Regions from separate parts of the Mus musculus genome. Here region 1 is linked to region 2. A link is a loop called in an ENCODE intact Hi-C map of the cell type or tissue named here. Cell type or tissue: left cerebral cortex. All regions are shown on one strand. Links, peaks and the distances in the headings refer to the core of each region. The heading gives the core; the rest is flanking DNA.

Region 1 (10,415 bases), core at 1,221-9,220, 110 kb after region 2:
GACACCAGGGAGGAGGAAGAGATGCTGGCTTCGAGCTACAGGGCTTTGCAGTAACCTGGAGAGTCCACCATCAGCTGGGAAAACAGTATGAAAATATCAACATCCTACAGCTCACATCTCACTCAGGGGTCTGGGGCTTGCTCGGCTTTATGAGGTCTGTAGCTGCCCTGGTGCTTTAACCTGGGTCCGTCTCTTGGTCACAGGTGGGTTCTAGAGAGACTAGAGTGGAGGTCAGCCCTGACTGTGGGCTGGGGACTGGGGGCGGGGGAGTAGCCATAGCCAGAAGGGCTTGTGTGACAATATCAGTTACAAAAACCACTGGAAATAATAGCTGGAAACTTGCAGCCCAGGCTCTGTGGTGGCTTGTGTTTTGAGTAAGTGATTTGTTCCCGTGGGTGAAGCAAAAGCTGGTCCTGTGGAAACGTTTCCTCCTGCCTCTCTGTCGGGGAGCCAGGGTGCTCTTCGCCCCAGAGCAGATGTGGTTTCTGTGAGTCTAAGTGGAGGCGATCTACACACACACAAGTAGACATGTATAGATGGCACTTTAGAATATGTGCCTGAATATTTCTCTGCAACATAACATCATAATATCTTGCATGCTGTTCTTTTCCACTTAATGAACTATTTTGGGAGACCTATGTGAGGATCCAAAGCACTTCTTTGTTGGAAATTTAATTTTGCGCCTGGAAAAAGTTCCATCTCATGGCTGCAACCCAGACTGTGTTCTTTCCTATTTTGCCAGGTTCTTCAGTGGACCTCTTCAGTCACACCCATCTGACTGCAACCCTTAAGAATGGGGTCTCAGAAAGCCCCCCCCCATTTGCTTCTTCCTAGTTAAGCCTGCGGTGTAGAAGTCACTATCACCCCTGTTTTCTTTTCCTTAAAATGTGGTATAAGGGCTGGAGATGTAGTTCAGTGGTAGAGTGCTTGCCTAGCATGCACAAGGCCCTGGCAACAACAAATATTATTGGGGTGTTTTGCTGGAACTGCATCACAGGGTGTTGTGAGGATAATGCATGTATACAGTAATTGCTCAATAAAGGTGGCTGCTGTTGTTATAAATCCCTGCCTGGTGCTCCATCTGCTGTCCTGCTTGGACTCTTCAGTTCTCCATGCTCCACCCCTACCCCTCAATGTGAACACACTTAACATACTGTCTCGACACTAAAGCAGAACAAGAGGGTCACTATGCACAGGTCAGGTGGAGTGGATGGCCCTATTGTTCCTGGGCTTAGTTCCCAGAGCCCCGCAGGTGTGGCAGTGACTAGGCCTGGGCTGTCTGTGGGAGAAGTGACCGCAGTCTTCTGCCCAAGAGCTGGCCATCCCTGTCAGGGAGGACAACTAGAGAGGAAGGGGGTGATTTTGGTCTGGCAAGGGAGGCGCTTTGACTGCATGCCTACTGTCTCCTAATGTAACCATTATTGCAGCTGTGGTGGGGACTGGATCGGATGGTATTGATGTTGTAATCTGAGTTCAGCGATTTTGGTTGGAAGAGTCTCCAGGTGACCCTAACGACTCAGGAATGGGAGATATCCTTGATGGGTGACTTAAGCGTTACACTCTGGATTCCTGGACATCTTTTTAGTCTCTGTGGTACTGCTTATAGAGGTCTGACCATAGTAGGTCTTTTCCAGCCTTCCAGGCATCTCTGGGCCTTGGATCTGATGGAGAGGAAGTTTGCACCCCGAGGGAGCTAGAAGATATGATATGGGTCTTGTTTTTGTTGGATGAGGAGGGTGAAGTGGCAGTTGAGGAAGGGAGAGAGTCTGAGCTCCTCCTGGCCTGGCAGGGGAATCGATGAGGTTCCCACCATACTCTGCACTGCCTTAGCTCCCCAGAGTCAGGGCAGACGATGGCCTCTGAGGTGGTCCCTTGAGAAAAGAGGCTGCAGTCCAAATTAGAGACATTTGCTCTGGACATCTGCTTTCGACATCTGTCTCCTGGGATGAGTGAATGTGGGCAGCCCAGTTGAAGGTCCCATGGAGGCAAGAGTCTAGAGAGTCCCATCGCCATGTCTTCTCTTCTTCAGGACTCTCTTGGTGTTACTTTGATGAAAAAATCCTAAGCAAGATTTCCAAAATGGCCTTCCCTCTGTCTCCTGGCCTTCCCCTTTGGACTCCTGCCTGTTAGAGGCAATACCTGTTCCTGCCCTACCTGTTGCCCCTGCCTGCAGAGAATGTTCCAGAAGTGCCTCCAACCTTCTCAACCCCAGCTAGGGTTTGCTGCAAGGTGGAATTGGGGACCAGGAGGTGTCAAACCCCTTGAGGAAGGAGGGTGGACAGAGAGATGCGGGAGGTGGACTGATAAGCAGTTAAGAGGGAAGACTAGAAAGGGGCAGGCCAGAGGCCAGGGAGGGGTATCAGGCCTGGGCTTATCAGACAAGGATCAGGCTTCCCGAGGGCTCATAGTGTGAGGAAGTCTGTGACTGTTCTGGATGGCTCTTGTTCCTAGAGTATGGCACTAAGATCTTGAACTACTCCCTGGACCTAGATACCGCACCTCCCTTTCTGTCTGTGCCACTTTTTTGAGGCCTTGTCCACAGGTCTTGTGGATGGTATTTATTGCCCACAGTCTCCTCTCTCTGGCACTTGCCAGGCTCTGAGCTGGACTACATACTCTGTGCTGAAGTGTCTCATCCAGGACAGTGGGCAGGAGCAGAGGAGGAGGAAGCCTTGGGGCCAGGAGCTTGTCTTCCCTCCCTGTCCTGGCCCCTGCCCCGTCCGGGGTTGGCCTCCCTTCAGCATGGAAACAGCCCATAGAGGCCTGAGATCTACTCAGAAGGAGAATTTGAACTGTAGCTCATTTGATAATCATCAAAGAGATTTCTCTCTTCTGCTATTTGTCCCCAACTTCCAACACCCTCTTAACCTCAGGGCCCCTGAGACTATCCCAGGCTCATCTTGTTGTTAGGTAAGGGACAGAGTCTCAGGGCTACAGACCTTGCTATCTTGGGTCAGAGTGTTTGCCTCCTCGGGACTCTGAGGTCAGTTTCTCGGGAGCTGGCTCTCGTGCCAGATAAATGGTGGTGGCGGTGGTGGTGGTGAGCCTGTTTAAATGAGCTGGACCCAGGACTGAGGCCATTGTTCCAGTCCCCCTGCAGGAAGGCTGTGGAGTAGCCCTTGGGAAGCAAGCCCTGCGTCCCAAGAGCATACATGTCCCTAGCCAGGCCTCTGAATCTTCATTAGGGACACAGAGCTAAGCGTGGCAAAGGCCAACATGAATGGGCTGGGAAAGGCTTTTCCTCAAAGGATGGCCAGGGCAGGCTTATTCCTCAGAAGGAAGTAGACATTTGGCTTTCTCCAACCTCTCCTTCCTTTGGGAACTTAGGGGACTTGGATACCACTTACCTTGGCAAGAGTTTTCGGGACCACGTGAGGTTGAAGGAAGGAAGATAAGAGCCTGGAGTTTGCCTGCTCTGTCCTGATCCTCACTGCGGATCGCTCTGCCTCCCTTTCCTGGTCAGACTCAGGGAAGCCAAGGGCCTCTGTGGGTGGTGTGGAGCTGGGAGCTGTTCAGTAACAAGTGTGTCACAAGATGGCTGATCAGAGCAAGCCCATTAACTTCTCTGCTCCCTCCCTTTCAGGATTTGGTGGCTTCCTCTCTTCTCCCAGGGGGACTTGGTTCTGTAACTGAGAAGGAGGGGACTTTCTTTTGGAGTGGCTTGAAGGAGCAAGATAGTCAAGAGGGAGGACTTTTGTCCCGGGCCCCTCAGCCTGGATTTGAGACCAGAGGTTAGAGGTTACAGCTGCCAGCAGGACAAGCTATTTGCTGTGAAGGTCACTGGAGACTAATATAGTATTGCTGCTTTGTGCCACAGGGCACTGGGAAGGTGGTACTTTTCCTGCATCTTGGGAGGAGGGAAACCCACCTTCAAGCCCCCTCTGCAGAAGCAAAGAACACAACAGATGACAGGTGGTGGTGGCTGCTGATCGGCTGGTCTGGGAACAGCACAGTGTCCCTCTGAGGAATTCACAGTTCTGTGCATATAGCAGAGAGGCAGCTTTCAAGGGGCCTCCACTGGAGTACTTTGTGGGCTCAGTCAAGTGTTTTCAGCGCTGGTGTGTCCCGTTGAAGCTATGCGTGCACCAGGGCTGGCAACCTCTGGTCACAGAGAAGATGAGGGAACAATCACATTCTGTAATGCTGAGGGCCTAGCAAGTGTCCAGTCACAGGTAAGGTTTCAAACACTTGTTTCCGTCTATCCATGGAGACATTCCCTCCAATTTATCCAGAAAAGGAGCGCATCTGAAGCGGGGCAGAGGCAGAAGCAGGAAGAGTATGAATTTGCTCTTTCAGTAAGCAATAGACTCGAGTTGAGGCTAACTGTGCCTCCTGTGTGGCCTTGGGTAAGTCATTTGCCCTCTTTGGACCTCAGTGTCTCCATCAGCACTCACAGAGTGACGTTTCTTTGCAGGAGTCCTTTTCCTCTACCTGCAGGGTCTACCTACCCTGTGCAGGGTGGGGTCTGGTTAGGACTTTTGCTATAGGTACTGAAGCCGATGGGCTTGGAAAGACTGCTGGGATTTGCCCTCTGCAAGCTTGTATTCTTGTCAGTGTCCCAGGGAGACCTGGGATGGAGACCTTCTGCTGCGCATCCTCAGTCAAACCCCGGGCCATCAGTCTCCCACGACAGACTGAAGAGACAAGGAGGGCGGCCCAGACCGCCACCAAATGGACCCCTGAAAGAGATTGAAGCACCACAGTGCCAACCCCCAAACCCCTTAACCCATTTCCAATCGCCTCTGAGACCAGAAGGCCGGGGAAGAGGAGAAAATGCGTAGTTTTGAATTCTTGGGGGACGGAGCGGGCTCTATTCAAGGAGGCTTCTATGTTTGGGGGCTCTGAAAGTCCCATCCTCAGGTTTACCTGGCATCCTGTCCCTCCTTAGGAAGTATCCTTGAGCCAGGCTGGCCCAGTGTGGCCCCAGTGAGGTGCCCTGGCTTGGCTACTGTGTAGTAGCTAAGCAGTTCTGCAAATTGGGCAAATCCCAGGACTCATTAGTCCTTAAAAGAGGGAACGACAATTCCTGCCACATCAGGCTACTTTTGAGGCTCCAACAAAATAATCCCCATGTGGCGAAGAGCTCAAAGCCTGGCTCAGGGAGGGGGAGAGCCCCGACGTCAGCCATTGCTACAGTCTTCTTAGCTACTGTCTGTCAAATGGCAGGCTGCTTGCTGTTTCCTCCTTTGCCTTGCATGCCCTGTCCACCCCACAGCTATCGTTCCTGGAGTTAGCTCCTTCTCCAGGAAGCCCTTCCTGAAAGACATTCGAAGGCTGCATCTTCACCTGACTTCCCAGGCCACTTAGAAAAACGCAAATTTTCAGTGACCACTCTTTCTAAAGGGTTTTTTGTTTTTTGTTTTTTTTTTTTTTCACTTTTGTTTTAAACTCCGCCTACGTGTGCATGTGTCTGTGTATGCGGATGTAGGCCAGAAGAGGGCGTCAGAACCCCTGGAGCAGGAGCCACCCGCATTTGTGAGCTGTTTGCCATGGGGGTTGAGAACTGATATGCTCTTCTAGTGGAGGCATCACTGCATCCCCTCCCCCACAGCGCCTTGCACACAGTAGGCACCTAAGAAACATGTTTTTGTTATATGGGGGCAACCCCAGGTAACTGGGAACAGACTCATAGTACTTCTGAGGACCCAGGTCTGTGTCTACTTTCAGAGTTTAAATATATTTCTCCCCAGTTCTTTACATTTTAACCTCACTGTCCTCTCCATCCAAAATATAGCAAAGTTTGAAAAATGACTTGCTGGGATCAGAGAGTGGGAGATAGAGGAGTTTCTAAGCCTGGACTATTCTGGGGTAGCTGAGATTCAGGCAGGGATTAACCTAGGTGAAAGAGATGGTTCTGGTTCATCCAGGGTGACGGGGGGGGGGGGTTGGTGGGGGGGGGGTGCAGGCTGTCCATGGACAAGTGGGAGGGGCCTGAAACCTGGAGTGTTCTTGCAAGGCCAGCTTTCTCTTCTTGGTCATGTCAAAACACAGCCACTTACCATGGAGGTGGGCAAGTGACTAAAGCCCTGTGATGCTGGGGCTGAGGTCTGGTGCCCTATAGCCCTGGCTGCAGAGGGTGGAGGTGGGGGTGGGGGATGCCGGGTACAGCTGCAGCTGGAGCTGCTGCATCAGGGATGTCAGGAAAGGCGATGTTAGTTGTCTTCTCTGAGGAGGTGGTGGGGGACAGGAGTTTATAGTTAGGGGTTGGCAACTGTAACCAAGACAAATGACCATGTGGCCTACTGGGACCCTTGGAGCAGAGGTCTTCACGTCATCTGGTTCCATGTGAAGCCTTTTCTGAAGATATGCCCCTTGGGGTCTCCGGGAGACTCCTAGACATTATGTTATTCCCTTCTTAGCGAACAAGTAAGCATCCACCCAAGCTAACATGGGAGCTGTTGCCCTAGGAGATAAGAAAAAGCACCTCCATTTTTCCTCGTGAGGAAACTGAGGCACGGGTGGGGGAGGACTGCATCACATGGTCACACAGCAGACTCACAAAGGCTCCTCTGCACTGAGAACTTCCAGGTGAATATAACCTCATTAAAAAACAAAACAAAACAAAAAAAAAACCCGTTGTTCTCTGCACCGTATCAGGAGTGACAGACGGATGGACAGATCGTGTTCTAGGAGACGTAAGAGACGGTGGAGATGGAAGCCCACTCCTTTGGACGATCGCTACCACTCTGGACAAAGTCTACTACTGCCTTTGGTCCAGAGCCCTGCAAAGTACCTACACATCTTCAGATGGGAAACAGGTCAGGATGGGGTCTGGGTTTGTGCGCATGGACACCTTGGTGGCCAATGGTAGAAGTGGGTTTTCCCTCCTCTTCAGTTCAGGGCCACAGGCATTCCTCTGCTGGCTTCATTTTTCCTCCAGGCCACACTGAGGGCTCAGGGGTATGTTTCTCTTGTCACTAGCTATAGTGTTCGGTGCTTCTGACATGCAGGAGATGCTCAGTCGATATTTATGCAGAGAACGAAGGACCACTGTAGTGCCAGGGCTTTGCCGCTGTCCTGGTCCCACAAGTGCAGCTTGTGGACTGGTAACTACCTGGGAAGACAGATGCAGCCTAGGAGGAAGGGGCTGGGCAGGATGGAAAGCTTCCTCTAGCAAAGGAACTCTAGTGTCCGACTAACTGGCCAGCTCCACCCAGCCCCTGCTGAAAGGGGATGACAGGATCTGGGGCAAATGAAACATTTCTTTAGTTGTGGGTGATGGAAGAGAAGCAGGGGCATGTAGTGGAATATCGACTTCAGTTCTGGGTTTGGGAGTCTCTGATTGCCCTGGCTGGGGAAAGGAGCCAGGGTCAGGTTGGGGCTGTAGCCAGACTTGGGTATCCAGAGGCTTTGGCTGCATAGATAGAGCCATGCCTTCGCTAGGGCGGGTGTAGGGGGAGAGGGCAGGCCAAGAGGTACCCGTGCTGCTGCCGCTTGGCCTCCTCAACTCGGGGGTGGGGGGTGGGGGGTGCGGGGTGGAGGGTGGGGGGTGTGGCTGCCTCGGCCCGCCGGTGGGTTGGCTCCGGAGCCCTGCTAGTGGGGGTGTCCCGGCGCTCCCGGCCTGGGCTGCGCGGGGGGGGGGGGGGCGGGAGGGCGCGCGCTGACGGGGTCGGGCGGAGAGGGGGCGGGCGGCGCTGGGGGTGGAGCCGGGACCGCAGCGCCTGCCACCCGCTAGCTCGGCGCTGAAGCAACCACCGCTGCTTTTGACTCCGAGACGCAAGGAGGGTACTCCGTGAGGCTCTGGCCTCCGAGGCTGCTGCTGTCCTCCGGAGACTGGGGCTGCAGTGCTCGGTGTCCCGGTGCCTGGCCCTGATCTCTCTCTCTCTCTCTCTCTCTCTCTCTCTCTCTCTCTCTCTCTCTCTCTCTCTCTCATCAGGAAAAGGCACTGTGCAGAGCGAGCCACCCGGAGCTAGCGCCCCCGAGCCATGGAGAGGGGCCCGTGAGGGACGCGCGGAGGCGGAGGAAGAGGCTTGGGAGGAGGGAGGCCGAGGAGCAGGGCGCGGGAGGAGGAGGATGCCGCCGCCACCTCCACCGCCACCACCACCCGCGGGCCCCCGGAGAGCCTGACTCTAGACTAAGGATGGAGCCAGCGCTGGGCGCTGCAGCGGCTCCCGGCGCGCCCGCCACCAGGTATCGGCCGGGTCTCCCGGGCCCCGGGGCAGGCGGGAACGGACTGCACCGCAACAGCCGGGAGGGGCGGGGGCGCGGGCGCGGCGGGAGACGCCCCTAGCTCAGGGCCGGTGTCTCTGGGCGGTGCGCGGAGGCGGTGGCTAGGGACCGCAGAGTGCTGGGCGCTGGGAGAGGTTGGCTGGGGCTAGTAGCCCTCCGGAGAGCTCCGCGATCGCTCCTGACCTCCTCCTCTGGTGAGGGCAGCAAACTTGGGATAAACGTCTGCCCGGGGCTCCTGTTCTGCTGCTGCGGTACCCGCTCGGGTGTCTGCTCCGGGTTGATCATGCAACAGCCTGCTAGACCCGAGCGGCCGAGGTTGCCAGAGACCCTGAGGTTCCCGTGCCTCCTCTAACTTTACAAACCAGGCTTACACCCTGAGGCAAAGCACTGTCCCGGCCTCTTGCTTATAGCCTCGGTCTTGTATCGGCTTCTACTATGCTGGTGATAGGCTGGGCCCTTAGGAGACTAGGGCTGCCTGACGGTGCAGAGCTTCCCCCCACGCGAGGCCAAAACAATCCTAGCACCTCTCTGAGTAGGATATGGGGTGGTCAGCTTCTTTCGGGGTCCAGGGAGGGACACGGTGCTTGACTTTACAGTAACAGTAGACAGTGGCCCTAGCTGGAATCTATGGGTTAAAAGGCCACGCTATCTGAGGAAGGAAGGTCCTGCTAGGATGGCACCTTGGCTTGATTTCAGGTACCTCACCATGTCACCTCTCCCTACTCCAGGTCTGCCTCTTTTTAAGATTACATTCCTAGTACCCACTTCCTGATGGGCTTAACCGTTTAAGCAAGAGGCTTCTGGACACCAAGGCTTTTGGGGTCCAGGACCAGGGATGTTATAGCTGACTGCTGAGAGGTTGAGGCTGGGACAGGGGAGGTGCATGTCCAAACAGTGACAGGAATTCAGCCCACTGTCTTCTGGAGCCTAGGGACATAGGAAGACACCTATGGTGGAGGCAGGAGGCAAGCATCCTGGCTGAGCAGAGAACTGGGAGCCACTTGGGAAACCCAAGGATACCAGTGGATGTAAGAGGCAAGTTGAGATGGGCTCATAGGCTAGGGAGATACTTTCCGGGGTTTCTTAGCCCTTTAGATGGGACCAGGCTGTCTCACAAAGAGATCTTACCTGGCAGGCAGTTCCCAGGCCCCAGTCCCCAGTAGCTGCCACACTTGTAGGCATCCTGATGACCCTGTTTCTTTTTCAAAGTGCTTCTATCGTCATGACTCACACTCTGGAGTCACCAGGGAGGTATCAAGCTTCCACCCTAGTCTATTCCCCGCCCTCTTGGGTCTTTAGGGAGCTGCCAGGAAAGGAGGGGGTGGATATGCCCTTGGTCTTGGACCCCTGCAGGAGCCTAGTGTGACAAACTTTCATTGCTTGCTGGTGGGTGAGTTGGCTCGAGACCAGCAGTCCAGGTCATGGTATCTGTGGGGAGAGGAGGGGTGTGCAAGTGAGAGAAAGCCATTGATGATTATGCCCCAATATTGCTGGAGCTTTGAGATCAGGACCCCCCCCCCTTCTCTGTCCCCTAACTCCTTGGTTTCTTCATCTCAGAGCAAAAACCCCCTCCCCGACTCCAAATCCAAATTTCCCTTTTTGCCGAGTGGTTGTGAAGCTTTGGGTTAATGGCTCCCTTCTGAGCATCCTAAGTTAGCCCACTTCCTCCTACCCTCGCCCCCATGTCCTGTCGGCTCAGTGCAGGCTCTGATTCAAGGTGTGGGTTTAGATTCTCAGTGCCCTCTCCCAAGGGCCCTGGCTCCAAAGGGAGGGTGGCACTGGGGAATGCTAGTGCAGGGAGTAAGTCAGGCTGCACTGGAGGAGGGACCTAGCTTTGTTCGACTGAGTCTGAAAGAGCCCTGGGTGTCAGGTTCTCAGTGAGACCTGGTTTGTGCGGCCCCCCACTCCCCCCCCCGTCCCGTCCCCAGCCCCCTCTTGCCCATCGGCTATGCCCCATCCTTTTACATAGGGAGTCTGAATTGGTGTGAGGAGGGAGCATTTGATAGTCATAATCTGGTTCAGAGAAGGTCCCGAAGCCCTGAGTCACTGTATGGTTTCCATGGAAACAGACTTGTTCAGAGGACTCGATGTAGCAAGGCATTGGGAGGGGGGAGGGAAACATATAGTAAAATCAGGCTCCACAAGTGTGATGGAGCTGGACCAACTCCCTTTGGTGGGAAAGACAGAGGAACAAGGAAGGTTCTGGCCTCCGAGGGGAGGCTGCTTCTCTCCACCCGCACACAAGG
Region 2 (10,415 bases), core at 1,202-9,201:
AGGGAGAGCCTTTAGGACAGTCCTTTCCCAAAGGACTTCCAAACTGGACCGAACAAGCAGCTGGGAAATCTGTGTCAATGGCTCCTGCCTTGCTCTCTAGCCTCTACCTTCCCAATCAGGAACCGGGTGCTGGGAACTCAGAGGGGGGAGGGGGAGGGGAGAGAGAGAGAGGAGAAGAGGAAGGGGGAGAGGGGGAGAGAGAAGGAGAGAGGGAGGGAGGGAGGGAGAGAGAGAGAGAGAGAGAGAGAGAGAGAGAGAGAGAGAGAGAGAGAGAGAGAGAGAGAGGTGCCTCCATCCTTGTCTTCCACAGGAGACAGGAACATAAAGAGGCTCTTAAAAATTGGCAGAGATTAGAGGGTAGGAAGGGTGAGGTGGGCCCCAGGCCAGTTAGCCTGGGCTTCCTTGAGTCTGAGCTAGCCTGCCTGATTCTTTCTCCTGTTCCATTGTCTTCTCTTGGTGTTTGGAGGCTGGGAGAGAACTGCTGTGCTCTAGTGCAGCCCCTGGTGCAGAGGACTGTAACTGAGGGCTGGGTCATCTTACAAATCTCTTCCATTAACTTTTTTTTTTTTCTTTTCCTAGATGCCTGCTCTCTGTCCTCAGAGTTGATTTTATAGTACAGACACTAGACCTCTCACCCTGAGAGGCAGCCTGACTGTAAACACATACCACAAACTACCTATCAATCATGCATTGCATAATCACCATCCGTCTTCAGTGTAGAAGGGGCCCTTGTGTGAAGTGCCTAATCTTTCTTCAGAGTGCTCTGTCTACAGCATCAGCAACTTTTTTGATGACCCTCTTACCCAAAGGACAATCTGCCTCAGTGTCCCTCTTGAATCTCAAACCTGAAACCTTTCAGATCAGTGTGGAAGCCCAGGCATAGAGAAGGGTCGCAGTAATGAGGAGGGGCACCAGACCACAGCAGACTTGAGGCTGATGAGAGAAAAGAGAACAAGAGTGTGTGGAGTCACAGATGTATCTAGGCAGGGCCTGAGAGCTCTGAGCAGCAGAGGGGAAATAGAGGGGTTCATGACAGAACAGACACAAGAAGGGGAGACAAAGAAACATATTGGAGGACTAGGAGGGGTGAGAGCCCCAAGTTCAGACATCCGGGGCAGTCAAAGTTGAAACAGCAAGAGAATCTAAGGCATCCCATTTTTCAGATGGGAACGTTGAGGTCTGGTAATCTGGGGATTTAGAGCTCTGAGGAGAGCTGGGATCTTGAAAGGAAGTAAAGCCCCTTTTCTTCCAGGCAGCAAGTCCCAGCTCTGGCCACGACCTTTGCCCTAGCTGATGCTATTTACTAGTGAGGGACTGGACAAGTGGGACACCCGAGTGTCCCTGGTTCTGTGTCAACTAGACACAAGCTAGAGTCATCAAAGAGGGAGGAGCCTCAGTTGAGAAAATGCCTCCATGAGATCCAGCTATAAGGCATTTATTTTCTCAATTAGTGATCAAGAGGGCGAGGGCCCAACCCATTGTGGGTGGTGCCATCCCTGGACTGGTGGTCCTGGGTTCTACAAGAGAGCAGGCTGAGCAAGCCAGGGGAAGCAAACCAGTAAGCAGCACTCTTCTGTGGTGTCTACATCCACTCCTGATGTCAGGATCCCGTCCTGTTTCAGTTCCTGTCCTGACTTCCTTTGGTAATGAACAGAAATGTGGAAGTGTGAACTGAATAAACCCTTTTTTCCCCAAGTTGGTCGTGGTGTTTTGAAATCCTGATTAAGACAATCCCCAACCTCCTATACTCACTAAGTGCTCCTGCATCTTTTCCGCGGTGTTGGGAAGGGGGCAGCTGGGAGGAGCAGGCTAATTGGGGCAGCTGAGAGTGAAGAGGCCCCTGGAGCTGGTCCATCTCCCCTTCAGGCAGACCCAGTTCAGAGGTGAGAAGTCAGAGCCGGGCTCCTGCCCTCCCTTAGGAGGGCTATTCTTGTGATTCGTTTGCTTTATTCTGGGGAGCAGATGATACTGTTCTCCCCATTCTAAAGAGGGAGGGAGAAACTGAGGTGCAGGGAGACAGAGTCTGCAGAGAGGTTTGTTCAAGGTTATATGCAAGCAAAACCAGTTGGTTCAAAGTTTGGCTTGGCTGCCTGTCCCTTTTCTTCCCTAGAGTGCCCTGTTTTGGGGCTAGCCTGGGAAGGTTAGAGGGCCAAGCCCCAGAGGCTGGGCTGAGGAGCCCCTCTTGGCAGTGTAGGAACGTAGATAACCCTACACATACTTCAAACTCAGACTGTCTCTCTTCCTATGGTCTCTTTCTATCCTCCCCCACCCAACACGAACCAAAAGCCCCTTCCGGCCCCTCAGGTGGGATGGGTGGCCCCCCTTCTTCAGCGTGCAGCATCACCAGTTGTCCTGACAGCTGGGCCAACCAAATTATATGCAGGGGACACAGTCACAGCCAACTCTCACACGGCCTGGCATTGGCTGGAATTTGCTAAGTTAGTCTTCTTTATCCCACCTCCTCTGGTGGTGGTGGTGGTGGTGGTGGTGGTGGTGGTGGTGGTGGTGATGGTGGTGAGGGCAGAACCAGGGAAACGCAGTAGGGTGAGACCTGTCTGAAACCGAAACTATGTGGCTTTGTGTAATTTGCTTGAGTGAAGTTGATCACAAAGCAATAGTCTCTGTAAAAACCAAACAAACAAAACCACCAGAACAGCCTCCCAAGCGTTGCCCAAGTTCCGTGAGTTGGAGGCGCCAAGTGGGTTACTAAATGGGGACTGCAAACCCGCCATAGGCAAAGCGGCAGCGCATGCGCTCTCTTTTACGCGCGTCGCAGTTTGTAAATTCTGTGAGCGAATCCTGCCCCAGCTTACCACTGCCCACATTCACAGCCACCGACATGGGAATCTCTTATCTGTGTCTTGTAACGTTGTCATCTGAGCGCTCTATAAGTGATGAAATGGTGGCCCGAAAAACCAATAACTCTGGAAAGAAAGATGCGACTTGACCCTATGAAGACGGCCCGCCCTAATTTCCTGCAGATCCTCAGTGAAATATTTAGTGACAATGTCGAGGGGAAAAAGAAATGGCAGTCTTACAGAAGAAAGATACCACTCCAGGGACCGGTTTATGCGGCCGCGGTTTTGCACAAGGTGCAGCTGCCCTGTGCCTGGAAGGTGGAGGGTGGAGGAGCGAGTTCTCAGGTCCTTTAGGACAGGCAATTAAATTTTTTATTTTTTATTTCTTCGTATGCCTCGTGTTTGTGTGTGCTTGTAGAGGCTATAAGAGGGTGTCGGATGCCCTGGAGCTGGAGTTCCAGATCGTCGTCGTGAGTAGCTCGACGGAAATGTTGAGGGCCGGATTTGGATCTTTTGCAAGAACAGCAAGCTTTCTTAACGGCTGGGCCATCTCTTCAGTCCCAGGCCAGACAATTTTATCTTTGTATGATGCTGGGTCTTAGAGTTTCATCAGTAAAATAGAGTCAGACTGGCTTGGCCCCTGCAGGGTTTTATGTAAAGACAGACACCGTATTTATTAAGTCGGCCCCAAGGGGTCTTCTGACATTAAGCTTATTTTTCTCAGGGGCTTGCAATTCAGACTTAGGTGAGATGATCATTGGGAGACAAGGTCCCACCTTCTCCACCACTTTCTACAGAGCCTCGGGGCTAGTGGTGGACCCATGTAGATAGAGGGGATGAAAAGATTACGCTTGGACACTAAAAAAAGCAGGTGTCATGGGCCCAGCGCCACTGGAGGGCAGCACCAGCACAGAGCTAAAGCCGCCGCCGGCTGGGCAGAGCGGGAGAGATTGCCTGGGCTTTGGGATCCACCAGATATCATGCGCGTCCTCGCCTTTCAGGGACGAGGACACTCAGGTCTTACTTCCATTAAAAGTGCGCCGTCCAGGAGAAGACTAAATCAACATACAAAACAAATTTCCCAAGCAATGTGACGGTTTCATGTCACAAGAAGTATCAGCAGAGAGGGTCAGGGAGGCCTTGTTGGGTGTATATGTGTACCTGTGCATGTGTGTGCATGTTAATTTGCACACATGTGTGCTTCTGTGTGTGTACCTGTGCTTATGTGTGTGTGCCTCTGTGTGTGTGTGTGTGTCGCTGCTGAAATGAGACCTGCATTAGGAAAGCAGCCAGTGATCTGAATATATAGACACTTGTAGATGTTAAGTGGGTTTGCACAGAAACTGGGGAGGAACTGAGGAAACAGAGGGATAGAGAAGCTACGTAATCTACTTGTGGCCACAGAGTCAGTAACTGAGGGATCGTCTGAAAAACCCGAAAACTCACTTTTCATAACTTTGGCTTCCCTTGTCTTTAAGCTCCAAACAGGATGGTGACTACAGATTTTCCCGACTCCCTGTTTCAGACCATAATTCGCTGTAAGAAATAGGGCAGGGATCACTGGGTGGGAGCTAGAACACTCGCCCTCCCCTCCGCAGCCGCGTTTTCTCTCTTTTGACAACCAAGTCCTGGCTCCGTTTTGAATAGCAATGCATTAGGGTCCGGGGACTACTAGAGTGGGAGCGCCGTCTTGTGGACAGTTGTGGAACCACAGGCTCAACTACAAAGGGTCTGGTGGGGCTGAGCCTGGAGGCTAGGGGATTGATTCTAAGGTGTCACCAGTGAGCATGCATGTGTGTGCCTTGTTTTCATTAACAGTACGGGTCAAAGTTCACTTAAATCCACATTCAGAAGTTGATTCTCCTTTCTATGCATCCAGATACCTGCAAACTTCTGTCTCCCAAAGGGGGTTAAACACGACTGTGCCATGGTCACCCAAGGACAGAGACCTGCGAAGTGTCCCCTGAGGGTGCAGATGGTCACTAAGACATGGAGCTGTCCACAGCAAACTCCGAATCCCCTTTCATACTGCCCTCTGGTCCAATTCACAGGCTGGCCATGACTTACTATCCCTGTCCCTCCCAGCTGAGGACACAGAGGCTCAGACAGGAGCCCCTGGAGACCCAGTGAGGCAACACACAGACTATTTTCCTAACAACTGAAGGCAGGGAGGACTTGTTTCTCTCTCTAAAAGGGGATGATATCAGTCAGGAAGGCATGGACAGCTGCCCAGCTCAGCCTGCTTGCCTTTGCCTTACTTTACCTGTTCTGCAGCCCCTCAGCAAGTGAGGGCTCTCAGCTGTAGGGTTCTCTCCTAAGAACAGTTTTTCTCCTAGGGAGATCAGCTGTCATCTCCCAGATGTGGGATGGTGGAATCATGGGAAGATCCAAAGCCGCTGGATGGGGCCGGCATTAATTTTGCAATCACCTCGCTGTGGTGCGCCTAATTGCCTGATAACTGTAATTGAGTCTTGGGGATCACATCAACGGTATTACAGGGAGCGTTTAGGGCCGTTAATGGGAAATGCAGCAATACTTGCCAGACTGTGAGCTCTTTCCTGGAGGCAGGGAGTTGGGGAGCGTAGGGTGGATGAAGGGCAATGGCTAGGCCGCCATGCACCGCATCCCACGTCCCAGCCCTGCCAGTCTACATGGCAGGTGGATTGCTATTTTGCAGATGCAAAAGTAGTGTTTGAAGGCTGAGAGACTCATCTGGTCTTTTTGTACCCAGTGGGGTCTTCATAGAAATGACTTCCAGGCTCTGCTTAGACCCACCAACATGGAACCTGTGCTTTCCCCAACTTTCTCAGCAGACGGACATGTGCCTTGAGAGCCACTGAGTGCCAGTCTAGGCAGTTCACGAATTTGTTGACTGACTGCCTACAAAGGCTCTGTTGCATTGATGATGGCTACGGTGCCCTGTGAGCCTCCCGACCTCTCTCTTGCCAAGGCACAACAGGGAGGGTAGGCACCCTGCATCAGCTGAGGGACCTAGTTCAAGGAAATTCTCTTGAGAAAGATAACATTGTCTGTGGACAAAGGCCCCTTCGGTCCTCCCTGCTGTCCTTGCAGTGGGAGATAGGCTTCCCCTCTGAGCCACCAAGGGCTCTGCCGTCTGTTCTGCTTCTGTCTATGGAAACTGTCCAGCAGTGACAAGCCAGTCAGACCCGAAGGAAGCACCATGCGTGATTTCCCCCTGACTGCCACTTTGAGGGGCGTTTGCCCCATTGGCCATGGCAGCTTCCCCTGGGAGGCTCAGGACGGAGAGTTCACTAAGGCCAGCTGAAGCTTGGAGTTCAGCATGACCCATGACCCACATATTTATGAGAGTGAAAAGAAAAATTGTAGTCAGTGACTGAGCTTTCAGAACTGCTTGTTACACAGCACTGGTGTGATAAACGCTGACCAGTAAAGAACTATTCCTCCCACGGAAGTGGCTCGGCTGGATTCGGACTTTTAGACGTTATCTTTGGATGGGAAAGCAGAGCCAGCCTAAGAGAGAAGGCAGCACGGAAACAGAGCTGAGGTATGGTGATGGTCCTAAGCCTGTTGATGGCTCAGTCTCTGGGCATTTAGCTCTACCTGAGACAGGGCTCTTTCAGTCTCGGGAGCAGAAAGAGGAAACTTCTCTGACTCAAACTAGAAAAGTCGAAAAAGTCCAGAAGCGATGAGCGTTTCGGGTGCAGCTTGATCCAGGCGCTCTTCGCTGGACCTGCGCCTTTGTCTGTCCATCTTGCCTCCCATACAGAGGCTGGCCCCCCTGCTGGAGCATGATGGCTCCCTCCCCCCATTCAGGTCTAACGGCACAGTTTCTCCTGGAAGACAACAGTTAGTAGTAACCATTTATCTTCCTTTTGCCAGGCAAAGCCAGAGGAGAGAACCCTACCACTGTCCTGGCACCTACCGACCTCAGAGGTTGCATTATATAAGGAGTATGTTGGATTTCCTCAGCCAACCAGGCTGTGAGGAGGGCCTCTCCTTGGCCTATAGGGGGCGTCCTAGGCCAAGTAGGAGTACAGGGCCTCAGGAGGGGTGCTACCAAGAGTGTGCTACACTGCTAGGACTGATGCAACACAGGAAGGAATTCTCTTGTATCCTCAAGGGATGGATTCTTGACTCCCATGAATATCTGAAACCACTGACAATAATGAACTCTATGAATGCTATACTCTTCTTCTCTATATACATAGTTGTGGTAAAGTCTAACTTATAAATTAGATACAGAAAGAGACAACAATAATGAATGATGAACTAAGATTGCTATATCAAGTAAAACAAAGATTATTTAGACATAAGCTGTGACACGATAATGTTTATGAGACAACTAAGTGCCTCAGTGTGGCTGCACTGAAGAAAACACAGACCCTATAATACTACGTGTATGTATGTGTGTGTGTGTGTGTGTACACATATAATACTATGATAGTCGATTAGATGACAGAGATAGCTAAGTGCCTAAAAGGTACTGTATACAGTGTGGATATAGTATATAAAACATAAGCCCTGGAGGCTGGAGAGATGGCTTAGTGGTTAAGAACTAACTTAACCACTGCTACTGCTACTCCAGAGGTCCTGAGTTCAATTCCCAACAACCCCATGGTGGCTCACAACCATCTGTAATGGGATCTGATGGTCTTTTCTCGTGTGTCTGAAGAGAGTGGCAGTGTACTCATACACATAAAATAAATAAATAAAGCTTTAAAAACTGATTATGATAGTAAACTTAATAAAAGTCATGGCTAAGTACCTAGTGGGCAGGTAGTATACAGTATGGGCACGCTGCATATAGCATAAGGCTAGTGATACTGTGGAAATCAATCCCATGGCAGAAACAGCGGTGTAACTAACAGGTGGGTAGTGTATACAGTGTAGATACTCTGAGCAAAGGTTGAGAGAGTGGGGCAGGATAAGATTCCATGTTCCTACTTAGAAATCTCAAGATGTTTGAAACCTATCAAGTGTATATTTCTGGGATATTCCACTTGCTATTTTGAATTGCATCTAGCTACAGATAACTGAACCTTGGAAAGCAAAACCACGGGTGAGATGGGCTACTGTAACACAATCCCAAGTGCTGCAGACAACTGAAGTGTATTCCTTCACAGTCTGGAAGCTGGAAGCATGATATCCAGGCGAGGGGGTTCTTCCATTGCAGTTTCTCAATAGGAACCTAGCCAGCGTTCTCTCCATAGCATCTGCTGGTTACCATAGCATCTGCTGGTTACCGGAGATGCTCAGTGTTGTTTGGCTTGTAGATCTCTGTGGCCATTGACATAGGGGTCTCCGAGTTTGTGCATGTGTGTTCAAAGGCCTTCTTGCAAAGACACCTGCCACCAGGTTCCATTCTACTGCAGTTTGACCACAGCTTAGTTACACCTGAAAAGATCCTCACCCCTTTTCCAGCCCCAGTTATCTGCTGTGATTGCAGAGGGACCTGAACCCGGGGCGAACACCACTCAGTCTCATACCGAAGATAACAGCCAGTGCTCGGCTGATTTTAAAAATCCCTTATTCAAATCGCAGGATATGTTGACTTTTTTTTTTTTTTAATTTCAAAACAGTTTTAGACCTGGAGGAAAGTCAGTGAGGTTACAGAGCGAGTGACTTTCACTCAGCAATAGTGCTTTCTCCATCCTTTCTTCCTTCTCTAACACCTCATGTCATCAGAACACCGTGACCCAAACCAAGGAAATCGTCTGGGTGTGATGCCATCCGTGAATGCGCAGACTTTATTCAGATCTCACCGTCTTTGCTATCAATGGCCCTTTTCCCTTCTGGGATCCAGGCCAGGATTCAGGCAGCAGGCAGTGCTCACAGCTCCGATCTGCTCTGGCAGGGCCTTGGCTCTTCTCTGGCATGACCTGGACCCTCTGAGAGGGCACTGGTCATTTCTGTTATGAAAGATTCCTGCGTGGGTTTGCCAAGATTTTCTTCAATGTCAGGTTGAGATCATGCGTGTTAGGTGTAGACACTCATCTCTGAGGTAACACGCCTTCTGTGAGGCATGTGGGATCGGCCTTGTCTTGGAGATGCTGACTGTGGGTCTGGGGAGGCATGTGCTGGGCCCTCCCTGGCATTTGACTTATTTTTCCCTTGGCAGTGAATACTGACGTCAGAGAGGAGACTGGAGACGATCCAGTTTGATCCAGTTTGTCAGTTGAAAGTTTTGTCCTCAGGGAGCTAAGTGTCCCCACCCCAGGTGGCCTTTATACTCCCCCACTCTCCACTAAGTGCCAGATACTCCCTTCTTCCCTGTGTCCCTCCACGTGACCAATCACGACTATGATATAGCACTTCTTAGCAGATATGTGCTCCCACTTTCTTTGCCATTAGTATCTGTTTTTATCTTCTATCTGCATGTATATGTGGTGTTGTATGTAGGGTATGTGTCTGTGCATGCATGGAGACCATGCCGTGTGTCCTGCTCTACATCTCTCTACCTTTTTACTCCTGTGAGATCCAGTCCCATTGAGCCTGAAGCTAGACTACTGCCAGCCCTCCACCCCTGTCCTCCTGTCTCTGCCCCTTCATAGCCCTGACTTAGCAGGTGCATAGCCACATCCAGCATTTTTTTTTTTGAGATGGGGGAGGGTCTCATTATGTAGCCCTGACTGGCCTGGAATTCACTATATAGACCTGGACCTCAAGCCCACAGAAACCTGCCCACTTCTGCTGAAATCAAAGGCATGTACCACTGTGCCCGTAGCTTATACATAGCTGCTGAACTCAGGCCCTCAGGCTTATCTGATAAGCCATCTCCCCAGGCTCCCAGTTGCCTACCTTCTGCCAGTGAGAAACAACTTGGCATGAATTTTACTGTTACTGTCTTCTTGGAGGATTTTGTTTGTTCCTTTTCGTTTTCTGTTTAATTTCTTTTTAGACCAGGTCTCGCATATCACAAGCTGACCTAGACTCTCTCCATAGCTGAGGACGATCTTTAACTCCTGCTTCTCCTGTCTTTACCCACAAAGTGCTGGGCTTACAGGTGTACATCGCTGTGTCTGCTTATGTGTTACTAAGGCAGGGACGGACCCACGACTCTGCAAGCTGGATGAGCTCTACTGGAGCAGCCAAGCCCTAGAGTCATGGCAGGGTCCCTGAGACTGCAGGGCGTTAAGATGGGAAATCTGAAGGGAGGGGAATGAGCGTGGGATCCTTCTGTCAACAAGCCAGGCATCAGGCGCTCACTCGCCTGCTGCAGCTCTGACTGGAGCGCAGACCACTGGGCTGTGGGCTCTCTTCCAGCGCTATCTGCTGCTTAGCTCTTGGCTCTCCCCCTCTGTCCTCTTTATTTTCTTTCTTGCTTCATCTTCTCTAGCATGGATACACTCCACCGGGTAAGATGCTGGAGAGTGGGCTATTTTTAATATAATCCACACACAGTTGACAGCATGGAATTTAGTGCATTTCAGGCTTGCGCAACCATTGCCATATTTGGTTCCGGAATGTTTTTATTATGTTCCCAAGAAGAACCGTTTCTCCATCAGCAGCTATTCCTTCTTGTCCCCTTCTTCAGCAGGTGGTAAGCGCTCTGGGCACTCATTCTGGAAATGCCACCAAGTGGAGTTGCATGCCAGGAATGAACGGCTTCTTTCTTGTATGCACTTTTTTTTTCTT

Evidence for each region. Peaks named below come from ENCODE experiments on the same cell type or tissue, not always from the same donor. Only the 100,000 strongest peaks of a DNase experiment are listed, where the experiment ranks them.
Region 1: it touches region 2 in a loop (6-fold over the local background); 17 of 42 quality-filtered maps call a loop at or near these places.

Annotation. Positions count from the first base shown.
Region 1 is chr2:92,592,019-92,602,433 of GRCm38, forward strand. Chst1 (carbohydrate sulfotransferase 1) reads left to right here and starts at 7,689. Exons shown (of 3, transcript NM_023850.2): 1 at 7,689-8,130. It overlaps Mir7222 (microRNA 7222), which reads left to right and starts at 2,584; the gene lies at 2,584-2,658. Mir7221 (microRNA 7221) reads left to right here and starts at 188; the gene lies at 188-259. In left cerebral cortex, for the core only: CTCF peaks have their summits at 3,078 and 5,425 (motif pointing right); DNase peaks (open chromatin) are centred at 5,089, 5,457, 7,186, 7,761 and 3 more places; H3K4me3 peaks cover 1,931 bases; H3K27ac peaks cover 2,150 bases.
Region 2 is chr2:92,482,115-92,492,529 of GRCm38, forward strand. No RefSeq gene overlaps it. Among named protein-coding and RNA genes, the nearest start is that of Slc35c1, 28 kb to the left of the region's middle. In left cerebral cortex, for the core only: CTCF peaks have their summits at 3,693 (motif pointing right), 4,498 (motif pointing left) and 6,781 (motif pointing right); DNase peaks (open chromatin) are centred at 2,751, 3,714, 4,475, 7,954 and 1 more place; H3K4me3 peaks cover 285 bases; H3K27ac peaks cover 700 bases.